3 separate regions of the Mus musculus genome follow, and all the other regions are linked to region 1. A link is a loop called in an ENCODE intact Hi-C map of the cell type or tissue named here. Cell type or tissue: heart. All regions are shown on one strand.

Region 1 (8,000 bases):
TTTCTTTTTTCTTTTTTTTAAAATAGCGAGTAGAAATGTAATTTTTAGGTAGAACATATGAGAAAATGCAGGGACTCAAAGTAGTCCTGAATGGAGCACATCTGTTTATTATTTGTGTGTGTGTGTGTGGGTGTCGGAAGAGAGGCATCCAAGTTCTGACTGGGATTGCTCTTAAGCTTTTAACGTTGGGAACCACAGGGAAATGAGTGGCTGGAGAGAAGGATGGACTTTAGACCCATGTGACACAGCGGATGTTGCTTCCCCACCAACTTGATGTTTCTTCCTCGACGGGTTTAATGTAGCATAGACACTCAGTAGGCATTACCTACAGCATAGTTAAAACCCTTGGGTAAGCCAGCAAAGACTCACAGGGGTGAAGTGGATGACAGCAGAAACAGAAAAGGGTGTGGCATAATGTGATCTGAAAGAAAAATGAAATACAGGTATCTTGTACATGCACACTGTGACTGCAGTGGTACAAGCGAGCCGGACATCTCATTAGTTACTGTGTGTTTACCATGTAACAGGGACAGTATGTTATGCTGTGATATACTAGCCCTGTGTCTTTTGGGTCTTTGTTTCAAGATCACTTCAGTGTTGTACCTACTAATCCAGCACTTTCCAATCCTCTTCCTGACTTAATGATTTCAACACTTGAAAGTTTATTTTTTTAATTGTGTATGAATGTGTCTGTATGGTATGTGGGTATATGCGTGTGCATACAGTGCCCTCAGAGGCCGGAGGCAGTGAATCGTCAGGAGGTTCTAAGTCACCAGAGATGGGTATGGGAACTGAATTTAGGTCCTCTGGAAGAAAAGTAGTGCTTTTAACCAATGAATCTTCTCTCTGGTCTTTCTAGCTTTTTGTTTTGTTTTGTTTTGTTTTGTTTTGTTTTGAGACAAGGTTCTACTGTACAGGTCTGTCTGGCCCGGAACTCAATATATAGATTAGGCTGGCCTCAAACTTACAAAGGTTCTACATCCTGAGTGTCTGCCTCAGACTTTAAAATATCAACAACTAATATGCTTACTATTTTACTAACTTACCCATTGTCTGTTTTCTCTCCCTGACTCTTACTACTACTAAGCTATGGGGTGGGGCACAGATAGCAACACAGTAACTTTGGCTTAGCCTTGACATCTTGAACAGTGGTTCTCAACCTGTGGGTCTCGACCCCCCCCAAAGAAAACACAAATATTTACATTATGATTTCTATAACAGTAGCAAATTTACTGTTATGAAGTAGCAATGAAAATAATTTTTATGCTTGGTCACCACAGCATGAGGAACTGTAGTAAAAACTCACAGCTTTAGGAAGGTTGAGAACCGCTGAGGCAGGATAATGTCTTTCCCACAGCGTAGGTATCAGTGGTCACTTGCACAATGAGTAAATGACAGAGCGCCAGTACCATGGAGCGCTGTTTCTCTGCAAAGGCTGGAGACACGCACACACGCACACACACACACACACACACACACACACACACACACACACACACAGAGCCTACTGTAGTGAGGAGGCAAGGGTGTCTCCTCTCATCTGTCGCGTCAGCAGCAGCAGCACTTGCCAGGAATCTGGAAAGCACCCCAAATGTGGAAAATATCCCAAAGGCATAGTGCACACAGGGACATAGGTCAGGAAGAGGGAGGGTAGCTATGTCCATTGGTAGAAATGTCACAGCCTTGTCTTCTGACTTTTGGAGCATGCTTCATCTTCATCTTGGTAGAGTTCAACTGGGAATGGAAACATAGTAGGAAAAGGGGGCTTGTGTCATATGAGATGCCCAGAGAGAATGTGTGGTGAGGAGAGGAGAGGGGGAGGGGGAGGGGGAAGGGAGAAGGGGGAGGGGGAGAGGGAGGAGGGGGAGGAGAGGGAGAGGGAGGAGGAGGAGGAGGGAAGGGGAGAGAGGGAGAGAGAGAAAGAGGAAGAGGGAGAGGAAGAAGAGATGGAGAGAATGGGGAGAGGGAGGAGGAGAGGGAGAGAGGGAGACAGACAGACAGACAGACAGACAGACAGACAGACAGACAGAATAAGCAGAATAAGTACCAAACATCTTGCTGTTTTGGGAACAGTTTTATGTAGCTCAGGCTAGCCTCAGTACTCACTATGTAGCCAAGGATGACCTTGAACTTTTCTAATTCTCCTGTCTCTACTTCTTGAGTATTGACATTGCCAGCAAACCCCAGCATACCTGGTTTATGCGCTGTTGGGGACAGAGGGACAGAGGGCTCCATACAAACTAAGCTAGCACTCTGCCAGCTGGGCCACATCCCCAGCCTCCAGACTTTCAATTTAAGGTTAGGGAAAGTTCCTTAGCTGATTTTCAGTTGGTTACCTTTGGCTACATTTTTCTTTGTATTGCTTTAAATCTCATTTTATTTTACATTAAAATATACTTACTGTAATATTCCTAGTAAAATCGATGTCAACATTAGCACTCATATTTATGTCTGTCGAAAATGGGGCAGCCTTCCTTGGAAAGGAAGTTTGGGGAGTCTACCTATGGCTTCTCTTCCTTCCACACCAACCCCTGCCCCACATTTAATTTCAAGTACAAAATTAAAGCTCCAATCCTTTAACTAGTATCAGTGACCCAGGACCTCTCACATGTTTGCAAAGATGTGGACGAAGTAGAAAAATAAACAGGAACGAGTTCCCTGCTCAGCCCTGGAGTCTGGCTTGCTAAGGTGAGGAAGTTGCTATCCTTGCTTGCCCTGTTCCTGAGGTTGTAGCTCCCTGGGGTTCGGTTCCCTTTGCATAGTTCCCACAGTAAGGTGAGAGAGAGTAGCCCCCGAGGACCGGGCTTTGAGATGACCCTTGTCCAGCCATGTGTTTATCATTGTTGTAAAAAAAAAAAAAAACCAAAACCAAAACTAAAAAACAAACAAATTTTGGGCTACCTACATGTCCCAGATAGAGGATAACATAGAACTTCAAGAAAGAAAGGAAAAAAAAGGCAAAACCAAATATCCAAACTCTAAACAAGTGTTCTTCCTTCTTGAAAGTTGCTACCTTGCTGAGAGGAGCCTACTATGGCAGGACACAAACTGAGCTTGGTTCTGCCAGGAGTCCTTTGAGCCAATGGTAGCTGTTCCATGAGTTCTCATGTTTCCGTTCCTTAAAGACTTGCTGGGAGGCTGAGCCTTGTGTTAGTGGCCATCTCTGCCTTAGGCATTGCTGCATGTGACATCAATCAAAGGAGTATCAGATCATTTGTTTATTTACTACCTATTTATTCGCTTTCACCAGTGTTTACTTATTAATAGTTATTATTGCCAATGTTCAAGAATTCAAATGGTGAGAAGTGATCTGAAGAGATTATTTATGAAAAATGTTAGTATAGATAAGGGCAGCATTTAAAGTCTGTCTATATTTCCTTCCTTCCTTCCTTCCTTCCTTCCTTCCTTCCTTCCTTCCTTCCTTCCTTCCTTCCTTCCTTCCTTCCTTCCGTGTGAACTCACATGAATGAGCTCACATGAATACATATACAAGACACACAGAAAACAAGGCTGACAGACAATTGTATGCACGAACTGGTAGGCATGGGGAAGTTTCTTGAATAGACAGGTAAAGAGCTGCTCACTGATGCCTACTTGAGCCCACAACTGGATGTTTCTGAAATCTCCGCCGGCATCAGAGAACAGTGCTGTGCCCTCGGATCCAGAGAAGGCATTCCAAGATGTCATAAATAAATAAATAGCATTTGCCGTTGTTTATAAATCAATTAATTTGTAAGTTGAAAGGTCATGCAAAATATTTAGAGCTCTCAGAGGCAGCTCTCACACTCCACCTCCTCGGCCCCCAGCAGCAGCTGTCAGAATCCTGTACCCCTCTCCTGCACTCAGTCCCACATCGCTGGGTATTTTCTGCTGGGAACGGGTGACCGCTTGATTAGTCGCTACTGGGTTTTGTTCAAGGGAGGGCTCTGCATGGTTGCTTTTTAACACCTTCTCCTCTAAGCAGGAGGCCAGCACAGGGTGCTAAATTCCTGTCTGTGGCTGTCTGCGAAATAAATCTGTGTTGTGCCGTTCCAAGCTGTCAGCAGTGGTTCGCCCTGATGGGCCCCTGAAAGAAGTTTCCTTTTGGTCTGTGAAACAGTGAGCAGCCACTAGGGAGCTGTCTTTAGCTCAGATTTCAGAGTTAGCTCATTAGACCAATAACAGTGGGCAACTCTCTTAAACACAGTCACAAAGTTATATTTGAAGAAGTGGGAAACTCACCGCAGCCATACAGTGCCAATATTTGCTTTCTCTTCCCCAACAGCCTCCATTGGCGACAGGAGGGCCTCATGACCTCAGGCTCCTTTTTCTTCTGGGTTTCCCCACTTTTTTTTCCTCCCTGATGTCCAGCCTATCTCTTAGACACGTTTATTTGTAAAAATAAAGTCTCTTCCCATCCTGGCTGGGCAGTATCTCTGATCCATTTTCTCCATTTCTCCTTAATGGGAGTCTCAGCCAACAGTCTCTGTAGCCGAGGGCGTCCAGTGAGACAATTATTCCATGTTCTGGCTTCTCTCCTTGTTCTTCAAACACATGTTTTCCCCCTTGGCTTAGGAAGTCAGCAGCGTCTACAGCTATTTATGTGAGATTCATGAACTCAGTAACTACATTTCTGAGCGAGGTGTTTCCCTGTAAACTAGTTTGGTTTTCTCCTCCGTACTTAACTTGTTTAGCCCATGGACTTTCAAACGTTTTGGACTGTCTACTCCCTTCTACCCTAGCTGTTCATTATTGGCATCATCACTAGATTGTACATGATACCCCATGGATATTATGTTTGTGAAGAATCTCGGAAACTTTCATTTAGGGGGCAGTGAGCCTCTTACAGATTACCAGAGTTGGCAGAGACAGCACCTAGGAGTATCTATATCCAGGAAGCCAGTGTTTTGCACTGCTTGCTCCTGTTCCAGTGATACCCCTCATTGACAAAATTATTTCTGTGTTTAATGCTTCAAAATAAAAAAATTTAAACTCACACACACACACACACGTTTCTGGCTGATGGATACTAAGTACGTGTTTGCTTTATGACTTGGGCGGTTATCTATCACTGTGACATGTGATCTGATTTGCGTCTGGTAATGCTAGTTTTATGGTTCCGAATAGACGTGCCTGAAGAACTCCCTGGTGCTCTCTCTTACGGCACACTGAATCCGTTCATACTTGGCTTCGGCTGGAAGGTGATTCTGTGCTTTGTGGAAAAGCAGCAACAACCACCGCAACAAAACCCCACAAATCGGGGAAATCATGCTGAGCCGCTGTGAAGAGCTCAAGGATCAGAAGAGAAAGAGCAAAATGCCTTTTCCTTCTTTCATGACAAATTCCAACTCCCACTTCATGCGCCCCCCCCACCCCCCCTTTGCTTTCACTCATGGATAACTTAAAAATGGCTCAACTTGAAATTTTCCATGTGTCCAGGCAAAGCCCTGGGGAGTTCTGAGGATATGTAGGCAGGAAGCACTTCAGAGTATGTAAGCAATCCAAAAAACGTTTTCAGTTTTTAAGCATGTTATATTAAAAACAAAACAAAACAAAGCAAAACAAAAACGCACAAGCATTTTGGCGTAAAAGCTTTGGATCTACAACTTCATCTATACTCTGTTATTGTTTTTTATTTTATTTTTTTCACTTTTAATTGATTTTGGGAAGTTGAGAAACTGGACCAAAGCTAGCTAGATTATACTAGAGGTGGTCAATAAACTCTGCATTTCCACACAGAGTAGCTCCCGCCCTCGTTCCGTTTTAGTTTCTGGGAAAACAAATGTCCCAGGATAAGACGAACACAGATGATAAAATGCTGATTTAATATTGATGTTAACATTTCCAATACTTAGGGAAAAATAGCAAGTCTCAAGTTATCTCCAGATTATGCTTTCTTGATTTTTATATAAAATGCTTGTTTATGAATTCATTTATTTGACTGTGTTGCTGGATGGCATGTCGGATGCTGGGCTGTACGCCTCCTGAGGTCTTCGGTGACCTCTGTTCTATCTGACAGTGGCTCCAGCAGACTGGCTTGTTGCTCTCGATCAGCCGTGGGACATACATTTAATGGCTATGGAACTCAACCTTTCCAGATCCTTCTCAGGTGACACATTCACTGTGGTAAAGGTAGAGTTGGCTTTGCAGTATTGCCTGCCGCTCAGATACAGAAAGGGAAGAGGGTAGACGTGGAATCTAGCAACCAGAGGGAGAAAGCCCACGCATGGCCACGCTAGGGCCCTCGTGATTTTCCACAAAGTTCTTGAGCTTATAAACTAGGAGAGGAGAGTGTGTTGTAAATACTACTTGGTAAAAATAGACTCACCCCCGGGTGTCACTTCAGTCCATCTTGTATGCTATTGGTGAAAGCTAATATTGACCTCAAAGATCTCCCAGGCCCTGCTGGTCATGATGATTACATTGGAATTGGGGACAGAGTGTCCCAAGTGCATTCAAATATTAGCCTCTGTGAACAGCCCAAATGTAGGACGTTTGAAACTGTTTCACGTGGAAACTATGCGGCCATATCTTTCTTTGCAGAGAGAACTGCTGAGATATCTGGTAAGACTATATGTGGTTGTGTGGTTGTGTGTGTATGTGTGTGTGTGTGTGTACACACACACACACACACACACACACATACACACACACATATACAGACCTGAGATGTCTATTTTTCATGTTATACAAGGCTGGGCTTGAGTGTTGTCAGAACCTTCTTTCTCCACGGTATGTGTGTGTGCGTATGTACTTGCAAAGCTACAAGAATATGGGAAAGTGATTTTTTTTTTTTTTTTTAGGGATCTGAGATGTGAATGAGATCCAGGGTCTCAGTGCAGTCCTAGTATCCAGCCCAGCTCCCACTCAGTGGCTTCATAGTGTGTTGTCCTGCTGTGTCTTAGGCTTTTCTGGAGTCCCAGGCTCATTTCCTTCTGAATTTGTACTTCTGTTTTGCTTGATTCAGTTGTCGTCCATCTCTTGACACACCTGCTTTGAGTTTATAAACATTTAAAACTTTCTATACGTGAGCTCTGGATCAGAGAGTTTGCAACAGACAGCTCCAAGGAAGTGGAGAGCAAACCATATCCAATGGGATAGGGCCACTGAGGGAAGCAAATGATATCTCTGGTTTCCCATAGGAGCTGATAGGGAAGTGAGTCACATAGGAATGGATAGGGAAGTGAGTCCTTTTTCTGAGCGGAGTCTATAAGAGGCCACAAGGCCCTGGACTTCCTTCAAGGTCACGTGGTGAGTCAAAGCAGAAGACTAGAAACAGCCTGGTGACTTCTCTACTCGTCCTGCCCTGCTCCGTTTGCTCCAATAACACATCAGGACCGAGGCACTGGAGGTGTGGCTCAGCTGAGAGGATACTTACCCAGCATGTGCAGAGCCTTGGCTTCCATCCCCAACAGCAAATAAAACCGAGTGCTAGTGCACACCTGGAAGTTCAAGGTTACTCTACATAGTGAGATCAAGGTCAGCTTGGGCTATGTGAGACTCTATTTCAAAACTAAAACAAACAATAAAATGGAATATTAAGACTTGCGGGAGAAGTGTCTAGATCATAGGCAGGAAAAGGCCACAGATCTCTCTGCTATTGCATACCTGGTGGGGATTATTTTTTTAAGGCAGTTGGTGCCTTTGTGGTATGGTACGTTCTGGAACCTGCTTTTCCATCCCGTCTCAGGAGGGAACAAGTACCTCCTTTAGGATCTCCTTTCATGTTCAGGTGGAGGGACAAGAACATTCTGATGGTAGCAACATCAGATTGGACAGAGAGAAATGCACAGCAAATAGTCTTGTGTTCTTCCCTCTGCAATGCCGTGACCCTCCAAAGGGAATAGAAGTGACTGGTTCTGAGGAGCCATGATGCAAAGATTAGAATGCCCCCAATCTCTTAGACCAGGGGCAGCAGGGACTTGGCGGTATGCCCTGTTCCACAAATGCCAACACCAGCCTTGCTAGTGGGCTTCTGGGTTTTGTGCTTAAAGAATGCCTGCTGAGTACTGCTGCAAGGA
Region 2 (8,000 bases), 98 kb after region 1:
TAGGGAGAGCACTCTGGTGTTTTTCGCTAGTCACAAGGGTAAGCCAACCCCACGAAGGCTTTCTCAGCACTAACAACGGGGTCCATGTGTCCATCCAGCACAGCTTCTCACCTTGAAACTAGAGACTCGATTGCTAGATCTCCTGAAAGAGGAGACTATATGGAAAAGTTCTCGGAGAAGAGAGGACCCGTCCATCCCTTTTCCTTGGCACTCTGCCATCTGGTGTGGCCATCCATACATTTAGTAGCTGAAATGCATTAAAGGAAAGGGGCTATTGTCTTTCTTGGATCACACATGAACAATGAAAAACAACTGAATTTTAATTTAGTGGACTTTTAAAAGGTTTTGATAGCTAATCCAGATAAAAAAGGTATCTTCCTCACAAATCCATGGGCACATCCCTTTATATATCCACATGATCTATGAGAATACAGTAGCCAGACATTTGGCTCAGCTTAGAGACTCTGCCTGCTTTTGTGGCTATGCAGTAGGTATAGCATCATTGCGCTTGGCCTTTTGAGCACGTGTGGCATTATCTTGTCTATAGCATATGAGACATGGTTATGTCATGACAGAATCTGAGAACATACAAAGTTAGACTTTCCTGTTTGAAGGGAGTCAGGAATGAAGCTTCAAAGGGAGTTATTTTACATGAGGCATAGTTCTGTGTGATGACAGCTGTTACTCATGTGCATCTCCTTGGTGTGCACAGCTGTACATGGTTTTTCCTGAGTCTTCTGTGATGGGTGACTGACAAGGCTTGGTATTAGAAAATTTAAAGAAAGAATTAGATCTTAGATTTTAAAATTGGAGGTACACTGAACAGTCTCTTCCATAAACCCCGAGAGGCAGGACAGTGCCTGGGATCCTCAAATATGAGCTCAGAGTCCTGGAGTCTGAAAAGGATGCCCAATAGTTGTCTTCCCTGTGATTTTGTGGTGCATCTGCCTCAACCATTAGGCATTAGCTTTGACCTCTGTTGTACAATAGTTTGAAATTCAATTTCTATTCAAGATGGGTCAAGGCAAGTTTAAGCCATCTGAGAATGTCATCGTGTTCTTAAACAATGCAGAATATCCCAATATCCCAGAGATTGGGAAGGAGAAGGCATATTTCCTTGAATACCATGTAATAAGCTTTGATCTTATTTGGACTCATGTCTAGATGTTTCTAGAATCATTTGAGACCCTGGAGTAAAAGCACATTCTGAGTAGTTTGGTTGTGTGCTTCACAAGGTCAAGACCTTTGCTGCTGTGTGTGACCTTTGGTGGCATCCAGAACACACTTAATCAACGAGACAAGAAACAGAACCAGCAGAGGTTTTCAAAGTCAAGGGTGTTTTCCTTGGTGACCATCTTTGGCCTAATGTTTTCTTCTTGGGTATAGTGTACCTTCATGGGAGGGTACCAGATTCCTCCTTCCTCATTACCCTGTTCATTTATTTATTCTCCTCCCCCCCTTAAGTAGATGGCCTTCTAGAGAGAGAAAATTTGCTTTATTGAGATGTAATTTACCTATTATGATGCTGACCCTTTGAAATTTTTTTTTTAAAGTATTTGCTGGTGATGATGGAGCCATCACCACTGTGTAAGGAACAGAGAGCACCAGATGGCGCTGGTTGCCAGAGAGAACCAGGTTCCAATTTTATGTCCACACTGATCCCTGATAGTTTCCTCAAATACCTGGGGCCTTCCTTTCTGTGACTCATGAGATGATTCTTCTCGGAGAGAATTGTTTTGAGACTTAAAATGATGCCCTGTATACCAAGTACAATATAGTATCTCTTTCTCTATGGCCTCACTTTTTTTGGGTATCAATTACCCATGATCAGTTGTGGCCCCAAAAATATGAAATGGAAAATTCCAGACACGGACAACTCATGGATTTTAAATTTCTCTACATCACAGTGGACTTTAATGACTGTTTTATTTCTTTTCTTTTGTTATCAGTATTTTCTTACCTCAAAGCGGCTCTTTCTGGAAGGCTCTCACTTCTGCCCTTTATTTAATTTTCCCTATCATAGAACATGGATATTGCAATGAACACCAGATTAATCCAGTTAAACATTTCCTTAAACAGTCAGAGAAACTAAGGCCCAGGAAAGGCGGGAGGGGTCTAGTCACAAGGTCAAGGCTAGCTCAATTCTAGCACGTATTTGTTAGAGTGGAGCAAAGCCTTCTGGGACAGGGCACTGCCCCAGTGATCTAGGAATCCGGCTGGAATGCCAGGCTCTGGAGTCCACTCATTGACCCCACATCTCCTAACCTCTTTCTGCAAAAGCAAGGCTACCCTTGCTGTTGTTTGGGTTCACTAGTTAGGAATGTAGTCAGAAGGCTGGCAAACTGCAGCATGCTAAGTGCTTATAATATTCATGAAGTCACTGTTGTTTAGAAAAAGTGGAAACCACTCCCATTCTGAGGAGAATCAGCACATTTGGTCTGAATCTTGGAATTTGTGGGGGGGGGTTCTGTTTCTGAATAGAGAGGGCTGACATTCTCCAGGCACCTCTGGTTTTGGAGGGATCAAGACTCAGGGGATTCTGAGAGAATCTGTTCCTTGCAAGTTACTCTGTGGCTAATGAATGATATGGATCATGAAGAGTTTTGCACCAAGCGATTGGGAAAAGGGTGTGTGTGTGCATGTGTGTGTATCTGTATGTGTGCACATGTGGTCTATGTGTGTGTGTGTGTGAGAGAGAGAGAGAGAGAGAGAGAGAGTGAGAGAGAGAATGTGGTATGTGTGTGTGTGCATCTCTGTGTGTATACATGTGGTATGTGCGCGCGCACGCATGTGTATGTGTGTTTATGTATGACAGAAGTCATCAGTAAAATATTGAGAGAAGATTTGACCATGTTTGTAAGCCTTAGAATTTCTTTTAATTAATTTTTAAATTCACATATAAAAACATCCACAGCAGCACTTCCAGTGTTATCCATTTAGCAGTTATATATTTAATAATGTAACATTTCCCCATCCCCCCACTCCTCTCTTCCACTGCTTCTTTCTCCCCCTTTGTGAGCCAAATGCTACATCCTTGGTATGCAGGGGTCTGCTATATAGGTTACAAACAGCCCTCAGACAAGCAAGAGAATCAAAATTGGGTGTTTTCCGTCCGAAGAACTGTTTAGGGTTCTAATTTAAAATGAATAAAGCCTTTCACCAGGCAGAGTGTTTCCCTAAATCAACTGGATTTTATGTAAACATTTATCTCTTTCACACTTTTCCACCTACCACACCGTCCCCGTAGTAATGGCTCGGTGAACATTAATGCTTTCACCAGATCTTATTTTGGAACAGGAGTGGGGGAGGAGAGGGAAGTGCGCACGGGGCACGCAGAACACATTTTCTGGAGCCCAGTTGTTGAAAAGGCAAAACTTCAAAAACCAAGGAGCAAATGAGAAGATGCACTCAACCTGGCTTTGACATGGGGAAAAATGTAAATGACCTCTGGCAGGTGTGTGTGTTGGGGAGCAGATATGGTGTGGGGTAGCTGTGGGCGTCTTGTTTGGAAAGAGGCTCCAGCGAGCAAGGCAAGACCATAGTAGATCCTCGGAAGCAGCTCTGAGGGTTTGTGAGTGCTCATGGCTGGTGACTATAAGGGATGCATTTCTCCACCCAGAACAAAAATGCTTGCTTTCAGTCTCGACTTAAACAAAAGCCTGCCTCCCTCCTAAGCCCACCCAAGTGAGCCCAAGCAGACATCCCCTGCACTCCTGAAAGCTGGGGCAGGTTATAAGCGGTCCATCCTGTGCACAGCAATGAACTGATTTCTTTGCGTGGTCCTTCTGGAGAATTTTGATCAACACCCCCTCACCGCCATGACACAGAAAGTCATGTCTGACCTCCCACATACCCCATACAAGATAGCCCTAGAGACAAGCCCAAACCAGATGTTAAATAATGGAAAAAATTTAACCGTCATTTCCAAATTTGAATCCAACCTTATTCATAGATAGGGTTGGGAGTGTGTTGCCCAGTGTTTTTAGCAGAGATTAAGAGATCAACTCTCCCCCTCGGTCTGTTACCTTACTGGCATCTTCTCATTGGCTTTGTGTGTGTGTGTGAAACATACAGTTAATTGGAGTGCTTTCAAATTCTTTTGTGTGGTTGTTTTTTTTTTTTTTAAGCAAAAAACAAAACAACAAAACAGGCAGAAGGTCATGTCAAGAGCCTCTCACCAACCCGTGCTTTTAAAACAGAATTTTCTTAAGACTGGTTCATTTCTACTTATTTTTATTGGTAAATCCTGGGGAAAATGTATATCTTTTCCTTTAAAGTTCTAATTCAAGGCGTAGATGCGAGAGTTCTGAAGGGACCTTGGGACTGCGGTAAAATTTCGTTGTCATAGTAACAGAAAGGGAAATAGGCCTAGCTCACCTGGGACTTCAGCACTGCAAAAGCTGGATTTTTTTTTTAAAGGACTCTGCAAGTGAAATAAATGAAAAACTTATTTATTTTGAAACAAAAAAATTTTAAAATAGGAATGAAGCAAATTCCTGCAAAGGTTCCTTTTGCCATATTTCTTGATTGGTGCAACTGTGTGGCTCGAGCGAGATGCCCAGTTTTGCAATGACACAGATCATTTAATGGAATATGGGCTTCAAAAAAGAAAAATCATGTCTTACAAACAATAACCACAGATTGTGATTTGAGTTAGTCTGGATCGTCTCTGGAGGGACTGAGGGGCCGTTTCCTATTTGCTATTAATCATGAATGCCTGGGGTATCCTGGCCCGGTGGACTTGAGCTTTAGATAATTATATAGTATTTTATTATTTCTGCACATGTCGTGGGAAACTCTGAGACCACCTTTAGGTGTGAGCATAAAGGTATTGTGTGGCCAACCAAAGGTACAGACACGAGGAATGTCATAGGTTCTGAGCCTTGTCCTGTCATTTTTAACCCAGAGTGATACTTTCTGTCCAGCAGGGGCCACTGCTGTATTCAGAGGCCTCTTTTGCAGACTGAAGGTGGGTGGGTGTGCGGACCAGAGCCCAGATTGGGAACCGCTTAACAACCCCCCACCGTGATGGAGCAAGGGGGCTCTGAGCTTGCCATCGAAAACATTCAAATTTGCAAATTACAGAGGGTCAGCAATGTTCCTCTCCCAGGCATGGCTGGTTGAAATTCCCCAGACCTGAAACACAATCACCTATTTTTTTTTTCCTCCTCAAATCAAATCTAATAGAACACAGATAGAGTCTCTCGTTTAAAAATGTTTACTGGAAAAAAAAAAAAACTAACACATTGCTTTCTCTTCACAGATTCTTTTTAAAATTTTTCCTGAAGTGCAATCAGAATTGTTTGAAAACAGCGGGAAACCCAAGGGACATGAGGCGGTTCCAGGTAAGGGGCCCTGAGGATCACACCTATTAAATAAGTCACCCTGTTCTCTCTCTCTCTCTCTCTCTCTCTCTCTCCCTCCCTCCCTCCCTCCCTCCCTCCCTCCCTCCCCCAATCCATCCCTCCTTGATAGCGTTAAGGATACAAAAGATAACATGGTAACCTCCCTCTACCAGGATGGAGGCTTTTTTTTTCATTTTGTAGTGTTTAGGGTTTTTTGCCTCTCCTGGCAGAGCCTCATGGGAGAGGCACCAGCCCGGGCCAGAGATTTGATTTCCAGCCCTCAGGCTGCCCCTCGCGCTCACAGCTGCCCGCAGCAGGGGCCATGTTCTTGCTACTCAGCCACCTTGGGATTTTTCAAAGCTGCTTCTCTATGTGTTTTCTGCAAGCCACAGCCCTGTCCTTCTTTTTCCACCGGTTAACTATTCGGTGATCTCTCAGCCTGTTGGAAAGTAGCAACCCAAGCAGCCATGGTCACTTTAAGAATGCAGCATGACAACAAGACCCTGGGGATGGTGACCCAGCTGCCTGACAGTGAAATCTGCCTCCGATTTCATCACCTCTGCCACTGATCGGGTTGAGGAGACAGCTAATAAACAGAGCTGGAGCAGAGTGTTTGGTTAGAGTTGGGAGCAAGTGCAGCTGCTTGGCTCCCTTTCTGACGATCAGAAGGACTGTATTTAACTCAACTCATGGCTCTTCTGCCATCCTTGCCTGCCATACATGTGGAGCTCTCTAGAGTTCCCTATAGAGAATCCGAATGTATTAAAGCATGGCGCCGGAGCACGTGACTCAATGGGGTGGAAAAAAAAAAACAAAAACCCAGAGCTGGCTAGACTAGTGCCTCAAGAGAGAGAAGGTTCTAGATGATGCGGAAACTTGACCCTGCTCCAAGAAAGAAGGTATTATAACCAGGAGGACTGGTCACAGACCCTCCCGAGATTGTGGGTGCGCAAGCGCCAAAGCTTCTGGGTTTGTGTTTTGTGATAGCCTTGAAATGGGCAATTGTGTGATATCTGTTTACTTCATGCTGGACCCCAGCAGTTATGACCATTCCCGCCTGTACTTGGGAGAGTGTCTATGGTGAAGCCAAATGTCAAAAGGGTGTTGGAGTACAGAAATGCTGAAGAACTAACAGGAGCCCTTGGTGTGGCTCAGGGAGAGAGTGTTTGCTTGGCGAGGGGAGTTCTGGGTTCAACCCCTCAGTACTGAGAAGAGAAGAAAGTAAATAAAAGAGAAGGGAACAGAGGGAGGGATAAGAGAAGTCAAACAAAAAGAAAAAGTCCTGAGGAGTGCTGGGTACTCAGTAGGCCAGGGCAAATGCATCTAAAAGCGTCCATCCTGCAGTCACCGCGCTGCAAACCGCAGCATGGGTATCCAGTTATTGTGCCATGACCAACACATTTTATTTATTTATTATGCTTACCCTATCTATCTATCTATCTATCTATCTATCTATCTATCTATCTATCTATCTCTGGTTTTTTGAGACTGTTTCTCTATGTTGCTTTGGCTGTCCTTGAACTTGCTCTGTAGACCAGGCTGGCTTCAAACTCAGAGATCTGCCTACCTCTGCCTCACCGAGGACTGGTATTAAATCTGCACTACCACTGCCTGGCCCAACACACACACACACACACACACACACACACACACACACACACACACAGTTGTCATGATAATATTTAATGCTGTCTGCTTCTCTCCACTTCTCACTCTGACTTCTCTGCTGAGTCATAGGAAGACAAGCAGAAATGCAGTCCGACTTCTTGGGGATCTGCAGAAAGGCCCCAGCTCTGGAAATTTACCATACCCAGGGTTCCAAATGTTACTACAAAGTTAAATAAATTTTTTTTTCTAAAGAAAAGTGCATAGTAACAGAGTCTCATATTGCCACCAGGAGTAAATATTTGCTACACTGCTGGAAGAAACACAGGCTAGAGAAACAGAAGCAGGCAGCTTCGATCCTCAGGCTATCTTATGCTGCTGCACCGGGCAGCGTTTTTCATTTGAAGAGCCTCTAAGAACTGGGATGTGCATGTACTGGACCCTTCTGATTTTTCACTGCCACCCCCAATTTAGAAATGTCCTGAGCTGGGCATGGTGGCACCCACCTTTAATCCCAGCACTAGAGAGGCAGAGGCAGGCGGATTTCTGAGTTCGAGGCCAGCCTGGTCTACAAAGTGAGTTCCAGGACAGCCAGGGCTACAGGGCTATACAGAGAAACTCTGTCTCGAAAAACAAAAAGAAAAAAGAAAAAGAAAAAAAGCAAAAGAAAAGAAATGTCCTCCTGAGGCAAACACACGCCAGTGTTGCTTGTTTCTGCAGGTCTTTGCTATGTGAGCGTTACTCTGCTAATGTGCTTTTCTGGCTTAGAGTTAACAGTGCTGACTTCAGAGCCACCAGAGCTCCTCAGCCTTTCAGGGTGTGGTTTAGCTTCCTCATTCATGGATGAACAGAAAAGCTCTCAAGTTTCAGGACCCTGTTATCTCCAGGGCGGACATAACCACACTTGTCCATTTTATTTCACATTCTAAATTTACATTATAAGGTGATGTTCACGTACAACACACATCTCCATCGTGAGTACATTAGTGAGTGAGTGCCGGTGACTTTAACACATTGGCAGCGTTGTGTGACTATCACTTCTGATTCCAG
Region 3 (8,000 bases), 330 kb after region 1:
TTAGACATCAAGGTTTAGTATGTTTATTTAATTGGCATTTGCTTGACACCTGTTGAACGAAGAGTACTTTAAAAGCATAATAAGGCAGTTAAGATACAATCCCCACCCCAAGAAAACAATTCCATCCAATAGAGTGGCAATCTGGTGGGACAGCTGAGAAGCTGCGGGAAGCACATGTCCAGGTGAGCTTGGAGAGTCCTGGGCTCCAAGCCTTTCCTGGCTCACAAGCATAAGGCCGATTCCCACTCAGTACCTCGCTTATGTCTGCTGTGAGCACAATTAAGACTGTTTGTCTTTCTTCACGGGATAACCACGAGGAGTAAAAGAGATGCTGGCTGAAGAAAACGTTTAGAAAACAGTTTCTCAGGGGCTCCGGAGGTAGCTTTGTTGTGAGGCGATTGTCTGGCTAGCATGAAAACCTGAGTTTGACACACACACACACACACACACACACACACACACACACACACACCTTCCCCTCCCCCAAAAAACCCTTATAAAAAGTCGAGGTATGGCACACACCCCTAGTTCCAGGCCATGGGCATCAAAGTCAGGCAGATCTCTGAGTCTGAGGCCAGATTAGTCTATGTAACAAGTTACAGGTTATCCATCTGTCTCAAAAAACAAACTGAATAGGGACAAGAGAAAGGCCACACTGTGGCGATCCCAGAGCGGAGGAGAGAATGGTGATCCCTGGGGTTGGTGGATGGCCAGACATCCTACACAAATCATCTCAGGCCTGTGAGAGACACTGTCTCAAAAAGAGAAGGTGGGAAACACATGAGGAACAATACTTGAAGTTGTCCCCTAGCCTCCACATGCTCAGATGTGCACCCATCCAAACATGCACAGAGGAGAGAGACAGAAAGAAAGAGAGACAGACAGACAGACACAGACACAGACACAGACACAGACACAGACACAGACACAGACACAGACACAGACACAGACACAGAGAGATGGAGGCAGAGACATACAGATTACCAAATGATACAAGCAAAAGATGCTACCTTTCTTGCTGATAAAGTCTTCACTTTTAAGACTCTTTACAAGGCACTGTCAATGGGGTTTTAATTTTTCTAATGGCTGCTGTCTTTGACTCTGGGTGCATCTGAATGTGAGGCAGCTGTGTGCCAGGAAGCAGGGATAAAGAACGTTTTTTACCTGAGACCATTTTCACTCCTGTCTAGTGTGAGTATGAGAACCAGCCCATCTTTGGCACTCAGCTTCTCTTTCATGAACAGGCCTTTCATTTCAAGAGTTAAGGAACTTCCAAGTCATCTGCTTAGGTCCCTGGAGAAACTTCAACAAGGTGTTTTGAGGAAGGAAATATTTGTGTCATTTTCTTCTAAATGTCTCTTTCTGAAAACTGAAAAGATTCGTCTCAAGGACATCACACTGAAGTAGTGACTGTTTACACAACTCAAAAATAAATTAACGGGGGTGAGTAGACTTATTAATTCGGTGGTTTATTGAAATTCCACAAACATCCCGAGTCACCCAAATCTATATGCTTGACTGTGTTCTCTGGACATTTGGTTTTGCTTTTTCTCAAATAAAATTAACGATTAATCTACATTAAGGCAATTCCATTTAAACTTTGCTTTCTTTTTTTTATTTTATTTTATTTTTTTTTTTTTTTGAGACAAGGTATCTCTATATAGCCCTGGCTGTCCTGGAACTCAGTATGTAGACCAAGCTGGAACTCACAGAGATCCACCTGCCTCTGCCTCCCAAGTGCTGAGGATTGCACGCACGTGTTGCTATGTTCAACTTCAACTTTTGTTTTCAACTGTTATCTTTGTTCCTTGAATGGGCCATTCTTTATTTGAACTCATCAAGTGATGTGGTACCCTGAAAAGAATAGATGGGTGTCCATGATTTTCATTTGCCTGGTAGTCCCTTTTTTTTTTTTTTTTTTTTTTTTTTTTTTTTTTTTTTTTTTGGTTTTTTCGAGACAGGGTTTCTCTGTGTAGCCTTAGCTGTCCTGGAACTCACTCTGTAAACCAGGCCGGCCTCGAACTCAGAAATCCGCCTGCCTCTGCCTCTCAAGTGCTGGGATTAAAGGCGTGCGCCACCACGCCCGGCTTTGGTAGTCCCTTCTTAACCATGATCTCAGCTACCATAGTCTGCCAGAGTCTGGAAATACTACTTGGAAGATTCCAGAAATAAATGATATGTATGTTTTAAATTGTGTTTTTAGAGCTTATGAAATCTCACATCATTCTGCTCCATCCTGCTTGACATATGAGTGATCACTTTGTTCAACATTTGCATGCTGTATACACTATTTGACTGTTAATCATCTCTCAGCTATCTGGGTTACCATATTGATTGTTCATGATGCAGTGTTTGTATTCAAGTAATCTTTTCCCCCCCCAAAACACAAGAGCAGTGGTACAAAGCGGGCGCCTGAGAATGAAATGCATAAGGATGATGAACCAGTGTGGGGCAATGGTGGGCATACAAAAAGAAGATAGCAAATACAGAGATTGATGCTATGTGCTATTTTAGGCATCTACTGAAAGGCTCAGAACAAATCCTCCAAGGGTATGGAAGATGACTGCACTCTTCAGCAAGGTATTTCAGACCCAGCCCTGGACTCTCTCTCATCTTTCCTCTTCATAGCCCCCACATTATAGGGCAGAAAAGTCCGCATAACTGAGATGGCTGCTGTATTCCCATTACAGCACATACTTTCCTGTGTCTGTGCGCCATCTTTATGTTCTCTGCCTGCAATACCCTTTCCCCACTACATTCAACTGTCAAAATCCTTTAGCAGCTAAGTGCCTTCCCCACTGGGTCCCTTTCCTTCATCACGGCCCCAACCACTCCCCCTTTGTAATCCTCCTTGACTAAGTTAATGTACTCCTTTGTAGGCACTCCTGAAGATGTAGCCCATGTCTTCCCTGCACTAAGCAGGTAGACTCCTGGAGGTCATTCTTGTCCTACTTTTCTTTGACTCAGAGGTGACTCACTCCTTATATAGCGAAATGTTTCTGTCAATGGAAAAGGAGAGCCATTACTTTGAGTGAGTTAGGTCGAAGACATCCTAAGTTCAAGACGTGTGTTAAAGAGAGTAGAGGAGTGGATGGAGAGACTGGTAAGAAGTCCTGTTGTTTCTGGGGTTCAAGGACAGTCTCTATGAGCCCATCAGGGACCCACCTGGTGCAGATCAGAGTGGAGAGGAGGACTTGTGTGTACAGACCCAACTGACTCGTCCCTTGAGGCTGCCAGACAAACCAGGGGGAAGAGTTAGAAGGGAATTTTGGGGCTCAATTTGGGGAAGGGAGTGAGCTGGATTTACCCTCCCCAAAGGAGCCACTCTGGTCTGCGCCCATATTCAACAGTGGCACCGTGTGGCAGCAAGGAGTAATGGCAGGGCAAGGACAATGGCAGCCAATAGACAACCTGTAGGCATCAGGGGGATCTCTACTGGAGGGACTTTGGAAGGTTCTGCAGAGAGGAAAGGGATTCTTAGGAGAGTGATGTTGACCTTCTGATGACGTCAGTGGGAGGTGGGGGGAGAAAGTGAGGGGCAGTTATTTTAACCTGAGTAACCAATTGTGGAAGAGTCTTTACGATACTGGCAGCCCCTGAAGGACAGACAGAGCCCATTCTCATTCTGGTGCTTGAGGCATAGACATTGAATTTGAAAAACAAAAACAAAAACATGTTTACTTTGCATTTATTTGAAGACAATAGACCCTGGAGGGAAAAGGAAAAGGAATCTCTTTCAGAGAATGCTGTCCCCAATGTCATTCACTTGACTTGGAACATGGATGGCTGTTTTGCCTCTCCTTGGACACCCACACACATCAAGATGCTAGCTAGTTGATTTTCCATGAAGTGCTGGGAGCTAAGCTAACCTTGCTGCATTCTTCGGTGTTCACTCATGATGTACTTGCCATCGTCTGAAGCCCTTTCCTGCTAGGTCACCCCTGACCTGCTAAAAGTTCCCAAGCACTTTTCCAGTTGAGACCACCTCCAGGCTGGTCCTCAGGCTGACCTTCACTCCCGCATATAACTCAGCAGTAGCGAGCGCGCCATCCTTCATCCAGCATAGAGATGCCACTGCGTGCAGATCACGTCCTTCCCAAGAGTTAACTTTCACTCAGGGTGCCATGGTTTTAGAACACAATCCCTTCTTTTCCCTGCATTTTGTACTCGTGAGCATCGACTGATGGCCTGCCTCAGTCTCGGGAAAAACCATTTCTAGAAGACGAGAGGAGTGGGGCTTGAATTATAGAACATATCGCCATCCCCTCTTGCATGATAAATAGCTGTTATGGTCATTTATCGTTCCCACGTTCCGAAGTCTAAAACTGCTTTACAGATGTTCTGTAGCTCAGCCTCCCAACATCTGTGCTAGGAAGCCTGGGTGCACAGTTACCAGCTCCATTTTGCAGATGAGAATAGTTACGGGAGGCCCAAGGGGCACTGACTTGACATTTTTAGGACGTTGTGATTATACTTTATTAGCCTTTACTCATAGCACTCGGGAGCAGCAGGTAAGCAGCATGTGTGAGTGTCCGGCACAAGTCATTCTATAAAGTCAAAAAGTGCTGGAAACAGAACCCAAGAGTTAAGGACTTCTTAGCTCAAGTTGCATTCATTATTTTCCTAAGTGAAGGGGCATGCACGTAATCACGGGTATGTAGATGTACCCAGGAACGCAGTAGCATCCACAGTTGCACAAGCTTAGACAATGCAGCCATGTGGGTTTTTTCTCTCTCTCTTTCTCTCTTTTCTTTCTATTTCCAAGGAGCAAAGCAACCCGCTCTGCCTCTCTGGGTTCTTGGATTGCTGACCTCAATCCAGGGCGCTGCCTGAAAGACGTGGTCCCTTCAGGGCCTCTAAGGTCCCTAAGGACTATGAAGCAGGACTGTACTCTTGCCTCATATTAGCTGGGGTCTATCCAACTAGGATTCAGGGGGAAAAGGTAATATAACTTTACACTATGGTTCCATATCAACACTTCAAAGTTAGTTAGACTTTCTCATTTTTTTCTCCTCCTCTCTCTAAATGAAGTCTATTACCTTGAGGTATCTCCTGAGATGCTGTTATCTGCTGTCTAGATGAGCACTGAGTACTTAAAGGGCCGGCTTGGGTTGCACTGTGCAGATGGTTGGAAAACCACATTAACCTGTGTCCCAAGGTGAAATAGCGAAGTTGCCCTGGAAGCATTGGGGAGGACGCCCCATTCCTAATTATTTCCCTCTGCCCTCCTCCTCGAGGTGTTCAGTGCTCACACTGCACACCACCTGCAGAACCAACTGGAGAAGCGTTTTCAAGGAGCCTGCCTTCCTATACTCCCCTACACCAAGAACCTGCCCAGTCCAGGTCATCTCTGGAAGGCAGGCCTTCTCATATCCGCAGGGGAAGGTGGAAGGTCCCACCGCAGACTGGAGAAAATTCCCAGGCACTTGGTCACTCTTACCCTGGTTCTAGATGTCATGTCAGATGTCAGCAAGGCAGTAAGAGCTCGGGCTCTGGGTCTGTGCGACTACTTTCTCAGGGTCATTGCGGGTCTGGGATTGAAGAAGCCTTTTGCTTTCTCCCAGATCTGTAGTCTGCTCCTTCCTCTTCCTGCTCCCTGGAAATGAAGTGAGTGGTTTTCATCACCACACAGTCCCTGACGGTGCCGTTAGCAACCATGGACCTGGACCTCTAAGGCCCAAGTCAACCCTTTCTCTATAAGCTCATTCTCTCTAGCATGTTAGAGCAGTGCCCCCTGCCCCGGGGCCAGATACCACTATGTGAGGCAGCGCTCTCATGGCTAACCCATAACCTGAACAAGAAAGAGTCTTAGCTAAATTCAGACACCTTCTACACAACATGAAAACTCTGTGTTCTTTCACTCAGGAGCTCAGCTGGTCATCATCATGGGGCTGTCCTTCGAAGCCCTACTCACGGCTGTTTTTATTAAGGTCTAAATGTAAATCCTCCAGATAGCTTCATTTCCATTGGTTTGGTTTTGTTTTGTTTTGTTTTGTTTTAACCATCTCTGGTGAGTTAATTGATCTTTTATCTAGTTCCTTTATTTTCACCCAAATATTTCTTCCTAACTCATCTTAAAATCTTCTCTCCCCCTCTCACCCCTTTTCTTTCAGAATTTCATTCATGAGTGCTGTGTTTACATATGCCAACCCTCCTTCGATCTCTCCTCCAAGTCCTGCCTAGTCCCCCACCCCCTTCAGAATGCTCTTTTCTGATCAACGTTTTCTAGCAGAGAAAGGCATTAGGGTTTTTTGAAGTAACAGGGGGGTGGGGGGAATATTTATTTCAAGCCTTGGTTTCTACCTCCTCCTCCATCTTCCAAATGCTGGGCTAAGTCTGGCTTAACCCAAAGAATTGACTGAGTGTTCCTCCAGGAGAATGCTGGCTCCTGCTAGCAAGGATGCAGAAACTTGCTACCTGGCTCTGTCAGGCATTAGCCAAGCCTCCCATCATTTGTGGTAATCAAAAGGAAATAGTTTTCTGCTCTCCAGTGGAACAGGATTTTTTAATGGAAGCCAACAATGGTTTCATCACTGCACCCTGAAGCACACATTTCAGAAAACTTCCCTCTTGTTCTTTGAGAGTTGCAAAACAAACACCAAAGGTCAAGTGCTTCATTTTCTGGCAATCTTAGCACCCGGGTCCTGTCGGCCGGTGCTTAGTCACTAGGCTTTGGGTGAGGGGGAGACTTTCTAACTTGGAGCCTGTGGGCAGCCAGCTTTGATTTCTTATGACATGCTGTTCAGAATATTTCTATGATACAAAAAAAAAAAAAAAAAAAAAACAGAAAGCGGTTTAATGAACATGTTTTATGCCTGATGAGAAAAACTTTGCTAGTCCGCAGCTCCCAACAGAAATCCCCTTATGTCATGTTCGTAATGAGAAGCCATTCCTGTCATATGGATCCAAATGGATGTCTACCATCCTTGACAGCCCCTCTCACCATACCTTTGTCCCCTTGGTATTGCCTCTGATGGTCCAATGGGGCACAAAAGTTCTAGGTCATTAGTCATGCAAAGGCTCTACTTTTCCTAAGATGCAAAGATGCATATAATGGTGGCTTGGAAATGTTTTTGCTAAAACTTCCTCATGACAGCATTTGGCATTTTGGTAACACCAAACAAGCAAAGATCTCTGTAGACCCTTGATGGGTTGTCTGGCTCACTACCATAAAACAAAGAGATATCTGGAATCTTTCCGTGCAAGAGATTGTACTGGAAAACGCAGGCTTCCTAAGGTTCTGGGATAGAGGTGGGCTTGATTCTGTCCACAAAGCTGGCCAACTAGGAGCTAAAAAGCACTCCCCACTCGTTGGCAGGTTAAGGCAACAGTCCTCCTTTCTACCTCAGCCTACAGGAACGAAGCTGGATAGAGAGCTGAAGGCAAACATAGCTGGCCATGAGAGCTGAGCCTTGGCTCCAGGAATCCCTAAGAAGAGATGTTGACACGTTGTCTCAGAGGTAAAAGCTACCCCCACAAGATGAGTTCCAATACTCCCTAAAGAACCCCAGCATTGGCCCAGTGGGTCCAGCTTTCAAACGGGACCCTATTTCTGGGTGTAGACAAAAGTGACATAAGAGAGGAGAGAAGGGTGGTAGGAAAAGGAGGGAAAGAAACAGAAAAGGGTGTGTGGAGCAACAACAACAACAAAAACTCAGTGTTTCCCAGAAGTCAGCATACCATACCTCCCACCTCCCACAATGCCTATCATCAAGGGCTGAAGTATACTATACAAAAGGAGACTGTTTTAAACTCCTTCTCTCATCTCAGATGCTGCAAAGCACTCTGAACCTGCAGCATCCTCCTGCCTCCTCTCCACCCAACCCTTTCTTTGCCTTTTAGCTCTTATTTGTCTTCACTGACCCTGCCTCTAACATTTAATTTTCCAAAAGCAAGAGAAAAACCCTGCAAAGACGAGGAAGGAAACCCTTCCAAACTCTGGTCTACACTGTGGAGCCTGAAGAATTTTTGAGGCATGAAGTAATTAACCGCTCACCACC

What was found. Peaks named below come from ENCODE experiments on the same cell type or tissue, not always from the same donor. Only the 100,000 strongest peaks of a DNase experiment are listed, where the experiment ranks them.
Region 2: it touches region 1 in a loop (2.2-fold over the local background); 2 of 42 quality-filtered maps call a loop at or near these places.
Region 3: it touches region 1 in a loop (2.6-fold over the local background); 10 of 42 quality-filtered maps call a loop at or near these places.

Annotation. Positions count from the first base shown.
Region 1 is chr14:67,268,318-67,276,317 of GRCm38, forward strand. The region is part of intron 6 of Ebf2 (early B cell factor 2); the gene reads left to right. Among named protein-coding and RNA genes, the nearest start is that of Gm52149, 7.5 kb to the left of the region's middle. In heart, a CTCF peak has its summit at 4,106; DNase peaks (open chromatin) are centred at 4,004, 6,384 and 7,214; H3K4me3 peaks cover 881 bases; H3K27ac peaks cover 1,860 bases.
Region 2 is chr14:67,366,430-67,374,429 of GRCm38, forward strand. It overlaps Ebf2 (early B cell factor 2), which reads left to right. Exons shown (of 16, transcript NM_001360202.1): 7 at 5,264-5,345. All of the region lies in intron 3 of 4930438E09Rik (RIKEN cDNA 4930438E09 gene), which reads right to left. Among named protein-coding and RNA genes, the nearest start is that of 4930438E09Rik, 27 kb to the right of the region's middle. In heart, CTCF peaks have their summits at 1,598 (motif pointing right) and 4,919 (motif pointing right); a DNase peak (open chromatin) is centred at 5,872; H3K4me3 peaks cover 865 bases; H3K27ac peaks cover 567 bases.
Region 3 is chr14:67,596,563-67,604,562 of GRCm38, forward strand. No RefSeq gene overlaps it. Among named protein-coding and RNA genes, the nearest start is that of Gm24981, 34 kb to the left of the region's middle. In heart, a CTCF peak has its summit at 3,366; a DNase peak (open chromatin) is centred at 6,599; H3K27me3 peaks cover 1,421 bases.